2 separate regions of the Mus musculus genome follow, and region 2 is linked to region 1. The links are chromatin loops, found by intact Hi-C in ENCODE. Cell type or tissue: gastrocnemius. All regions are shown on one strand. Links, peaks and the distances in the headings refer to the core of each region. The heading gives the core; the rest is flanking DNA. Region 1 has its middle 99 kb from the start of Gm815. Region 2 has its middle 130 kb from the start of Vldlr.

Evidence for each region. A loop is a pair of places that touch in the nucleus more often than their neighbours do. Peaks named below come from ENCODE experiments on the same cell type or tissue, not always from the same donor. Only the 100,000 strongest peaks of a DNase experiment are listed, where the experiment ranks them.
Region 2: a loop joins it to region 1, with 2.2 times the contacts of the local background. A loop is called at or near these places in 2 of 42 quality-filtered maps.

What each region holds. Positions count from the first base shown.
Region 1 is chr19:26,983,371-26,986,300 of GRCm38, forward strand. No RefSeq gene overlaps it. Among named protein-coding and RNA genes, the nearest start is that of Gm815, 99 kb to the left of the region's middle. In gastrocnemius, for the core only: no CTCF peak of the experiment used is centred there; no DNase peak of the experiment used is centred there.
Region 2 is chr19:27,080,892-27,083,821 of GRCm38, forward strand. No RefSeq gene overlaps it. Among named protein-coding and RNA genes, the nearest start is that of Vldlr, 130 kb to the right of the region's middle. In gastrocnemius, for the core only: no CTCF peak of the experiment used is centred there; a DNase peak (open chromatin) is centred at 1,489.

The sequences.
Region 1 (2,930 bases), core at 190-2,689:
GAGGAAAGGGTTTATTTGGGTTACAATTCCATAATGCTGTTCATTGCCATTGAAGGCAGTCAGGACAGGAACTCAAACTGGACAGAAACCTTGGAAGCAGGACCTGATGAAGAGGCTATGGAGGGATGCTGCTTACAGGATTGCTCATCATGGCTTGCTCAGCCTGCTTTCTTATGGAACTCAGGACAACCAGCTGAATGACCTCAACCACAATGGGCTGGGCTCTCTCACACCAGTCACTAATTAAGAAAATGCTCTCTATGCTTGCCTGCACCTCAATCTTATGAAGGCTTTTTTTTTTCTCAATTGGGGTTCTCTCCTCTCAGATGACTCTAGCCTATGTCAAGTTGACATAAAATTAGCCACCATAGACATGTTTAAATAATAATTTGGCTGACTGAACTTTTATGAATACATTATAATCAGTAAGTAGAAAATATATTGTCTTCTTAGGCACACAAGGTCATTTAAAAATCTTGAACAACAATGTAAGATTCAACACATTTTCAAGGGTAGAAATGATAGATACTATGTTCTCTGGAGCACTGCAAGTAATCTAAAAACCAATAGAAAAACATAATTAAGAACCCCTTATTGATTTAAAAATTAAGAAAGCTTCTGCAACATATCAGTTGGAGAACAAATCAAAGGAAAAAAAAACCTAAAAAGCCAAACTAAAAGATTGAAATTACTCTTTCATATCCATACAATGGAAGAGATCGCAGTGGGGATTTGTAGTTGTTGATAATTCTATTTGAAACATCTGAAAAATAATGAGGTAAGCATTTATCTGGGAAATCACAAGAAAAGTCACATAATCTCAAAGCGAAATAAAAAGGAAATAAAAGTGAAGCCAGAAAGTAGCTTCAGAAATGACACACAAAATAAAGAGAACACACAAAGCCAGGAAAGTTGGTTTGTTAAAAAAATCAATAAAACTAAGAAACTTCAGACCAAGCCGGTAAGGAGCAAAGAATACATGATGGGTACCACAAAGGAAGTGACGATGTTCTGCAAGTGTCACAAACGTTTCAAAACGAGATCAGTTGCTAAGTTACTAACTTGTTTGGATGGGTTGGGAAGAAATTGGCTTAAAGAGAAAAGGCCCAGAGAGCTTAAAAACCATTGAGAAAGTGTAGTCAGAAGTCACAATCTAAGAAAAATGTTGATGGGTTCTCCCTTAGCTCCGATGAAGACTATGTCAATTTTCCAAGATTCTTTTCTACAAAAGAACAACCAGAGGATGAATAGCCTCAATATTCAAGCGTTGTGACTCATGCATGCCCTCTTGTCCTCCTTCACCACGCAACAACTCTTTCTAAATACAGCCTTTACCCAGGAAAACCCAGACAAGGTACTGCCATTCTTGTCTGACGCAAGATTCATGCGAAGTGCTTTGCATCCCTATTCCTATTGGCTAACAGAGCTTCAAGGAGAACTAGGAAGCACTGCCTTATATGGAGAGGAGTTAAGAGTGGAAGAAAATAAACATGATATCCTTAGCACACCCCACTCACACGTAATGAGCAAGCATAACTCTTAGCTTACATTTTATAAGTATAATAAGAAAACTATCAACCAATGTACCTCACAGGTACAAAACTCCTAGGCAAAATGCTATTAAACAGTCTAGCAACATATAATAAGACAAGGCATGAGGCCCTTCTGGTTTTACTCTGAGAATGCAAGATAGTTCAAAGATAGGTTTAGAATTCCAATTCATGTAATTAGCCATATTAACACATCTAATATTCCCCTTTTCTTTGAGTTTATATGGCTTACATTGTGATTTTTCCAGATATCAAATAACATGTTACTATGTAAAGAAAAGGCTATGACAAATATAATCTATTTCTAGAAAATGGGAGATGCAAAGAGAAACATACGACTCCCAAAAGGACTATGGGTAGAAACAGCAGCTACGGGGCTTTGTATCCTATGCTTCTCTTCTGAAGGAGAAGCTTGGGAGTTCCTCTTCTTACCCTAGCTGCTGTTTCAACATGGAACCAGAGTCCAGTCAGAGGTGGAAGGAAGAGGAAAAGGTAAAAGAAGAAAACAGCTCTCACCACTGCTGGAAATCAAAAGATACCCAGAAAGATTTTCAAATCTATGTGGGGAAGTCTAGCAAGTTTCTGCTTATACATTGAATGCATCAACTGGAACCTACAAGTTAGAGCCCACAGAACATATTTTGAAGATATGAACCTCTTAGGTGTAAATATAAGTAAATATATGTAAGACATTCAACTTTCCTGAACGTGTCTGGTAGAGGCAATCAATGTAGCAATAAATTATGATTATAGACTGAAATACTAAGTATTATAAATATTGCCAATTTCTCCAAAATTGGTATATAAAATAATTTCTAGAAACGGACAAGTTAGTTCTAAAATATAGATACACAAAACAGCCACATATATCCTGGTAGAGTAAGGTGAGAAGTATTGCTCTAAGAATTGTTACAACTTATTCTCTAGTAAGTATGACAGTGTATTATGCAGCTATATAAATATGCCAGTGAGACAAAATAGGTAACTCAGATAACTTGCCTGTGTGCACATTGCCATTCTGGATATGAAAAAGAAGTCCTGAGAGAAGTCAGATGGAAATTGTCCTTTGCTGTATTTTGTTCTTTTGAGCTAGGGTCTCATAGCCCACGATGGCATGAACCAGTGTGTAGCTTAACAATCTGCCAAAAAAAAGGGGGGATTAGCATTTTATATGATCCTCTATGGAAATGGATTCTCTATGTGTAAGTAAACTGTGTTATATAGCTTTAGAAAGGTGAAACAGGAGACTACTATCAGGAAAAACTTTAGAATCGAAGCATCCCACCGGAGAGTATCTTCAGGGAAGAACTTAAGCCACAGGAACACAGTATACATGAAAACACAACCAAACTGACAGTAAAAATCAAGATTTTATTTTCA
Region 2 (2,930 bases), core at 127-2,626, 97 kb after region 1:
CTTCCTTCCTTCCTTCCTTCCTTCCTCCCTCCCTCCCTCCCTCCCTCCCTTCCTCTCTCTCTCTTTTCTTTCTCTTTTCTTTCTTTCCCTTTCTTTCTTTCTTTCTTTCTTTCTTTCTTTCTTTCTTTCTTTCTTTCTCTCTCTCTCTCTCTCTCTCTCTCTCTCTCTCTCTTTCTTTCTTTCTGGTCATTTTGTTTTGAAGGAGATGCCTGGCCCACAGCTTTCAGATGGAGATCTGTAAGTGCAGAACATCTGAGGACCAGTTCCTCAGCTACCCATCAATTTGAGCGTTGCTTCGGAAGCCATGCAGGAAACACCAGGCTGGATGTCACGTTTTCTATCACATGACTGACTTCTGGCACACTCAAGCCACAATGCTTGTCAACAGGATTAAAAAGACAAACATATAACACCTATATCCATATCCACAGATCAACACAACGTGAGTCAGGAATCTTGGTCCATCCTAAGAGACCACAACTGAGGGTACGGGGCAAAATCCTTGAATTGTACACCAAGTTAAGGGACAATGTGGACAACACACTTAGAGAAGTCTGTATCATATGGCCTAGGAATAGAAATACGTGGCATAGGTCTCCCTGCTGCCTTTCTCAATGCCCACAGTTCTAAGAACCCCAAGGCCAGAAAGAGGATTAGAACCCATCTTAGTCCATTGCTCAGAAGGCCACACCACAGGACTACAGAGAGAACCAACAGAATTCTTTGTTCCTATCAGTGGAAGGCAATGTATATATGCCTCCCACATAAAGACCACACAGGCCACACTGAACAATTCACACAGCTCTGTGACTTCGCCATGGAACTCCAAGTATTTGCCTCTTGCTTTGTGCCTTAGTTCCCTCTGTGTGGAAATAATCTTTTATCTCCTCTATCTGTGGAAATTCTGTGTTTTGAGGTGCCACAGAGCCATATTCCCTTTTATAAGGAATGGTGTGTTTACTGCTTCTAAGTATACCCATTGCTGATAGTTGTTCATTTATTCTGTGTTTGATATGAGGGGCCTGAGGTATCTGAAAAAGGGAAGCTAGCCAGATTATCATTATAATGGTTATCTTTATTATTATACATATTTACATATAAAACATATTATAGTCCATCCCCAAAACTCAAAGAGAAATAATGATGAAAGCTTTAAATTAGATTGCCTTTCCTTGTTTGTTATCAGGATGTGGCTTCCATATAAAGCACATGAATATAAAACAGTTTACTGTAAACCTATCTCACTGGTAGCCTGTAACAAGGACATTTAAATATAAAATCATTCCAAACTCTAAGAGGCTTGATCAAGGCAGGCTGTCTCAATTCCCGGCACTCCAGATCAGCAACTCTCAGCCCCGGTTGATACCAGAATTTGGGAGAATCTTTGGACATTATACACCACTCGTCTTCATACTTGCCCTGTGAGCCAACATCTTCAGAATGTGGGAGCCAAAAGTTCATAATTCATAATTCATAAAATCCCCCCCAGGCAAGCTGGTAAACAGCCAAGTTGAGCCTCTCAACTGACAGATTTTATAATAAAATATCTGTGCTGGAGACAGGAGGAAATGACTCCTACAAGTACAAATGCACACTGGAACACTTGGATTCTATCTATGCTGTCAATTCAGAGAAGATACAGCCCATACACTTACTAGTTTTGCTATTTCAGCCCCATAATTCCCTGAGAAGAGGGGTAGCTAAATACTTGAAGCTTAACAAATGTCTGGAATATAAAGTGTTGTCTTAATAGTAGTTTTTTGTATAAACAAGAAAATATTTGGGAGGAAAACTTTATTATACTTATAAACATACAAGTAATATTATAAAGAATAATCAGGTTGTATTTTTATATTTAGAAATATATATTCCTATATATTCATTCACATATATGTGTGTGTATGTATATTGCATACATATATATGTGTGTGAATGTATGCATATACACATACAGGTATATATGCATGTATACATAATGTGTGTGTATATATATATATATATATATATATATATATATATATATACTCATATATATGTATATATATAACACATGTATATGAAAAAGAGGCCATGGATTTGACAGAGAACAAGATGTGTACATGGAAGGTTTACAGGGAGGAAAGGGAACGGGGAAATGATATATTATAATCTCAAAAATAAAAAGAAGATTAAAAATTTTAACTTAAGGGTAGGAATAAGAGGGCTTGATGTATAGCATGAGGAGCTGACTAAAAATCCCAGCACCCTCATAAAAAGCCAGTATAACCCAGAATCTCAGAGCTGTGGGAGAACAGATAGGTGGAACACTGGGGCAGACTGATCCACGCCTGGCACCAGATTCACTGAGAGAACCTATCTCAGTGCAATAAGATGGTGAATGATAGACCAGTACACCCAGAATTCTCCTCACTTCCATGTGTGCACCGAAACCACTTATACCAGCACACACAAATGTGCATTCACCAAACAGAATTTAACTGGTGGATATGATCACGAATAAAAATCATTTTTCCAATTTTAGAAAATAATCTGAATGCCTAAGTTTTACCAATTGTGTATAGGCTTTGTAAACTTTGTTGTGGTAATCCTGGTGATTGGACGCAGATCCTAGTGCATGCAGGGTAAGTGCTCCATCACTTAGATCTATGCCAGCTCTCTTCTTTGCTTACTTTTACACACTAAGCTTGTTGTAGGAGGGTAATTATGACAAAATCACTTAGATTTTAAGCGTCTATTATGTAATAACCTTAACTTCTCAATGAGACAAGAATTTGGGTGTGTTCAAAGATATAAAAATGTATAATAATAGTGTCTTGAGAAACTAGGGTGCCTGCAGAACTAATTTATATCTTGTTTTGGAGTAGCCATTCAAACCACAAAATGAAAAGATATTTGGATCGAGTGAGCTCTGCTAATGGGATGCTTCCTGT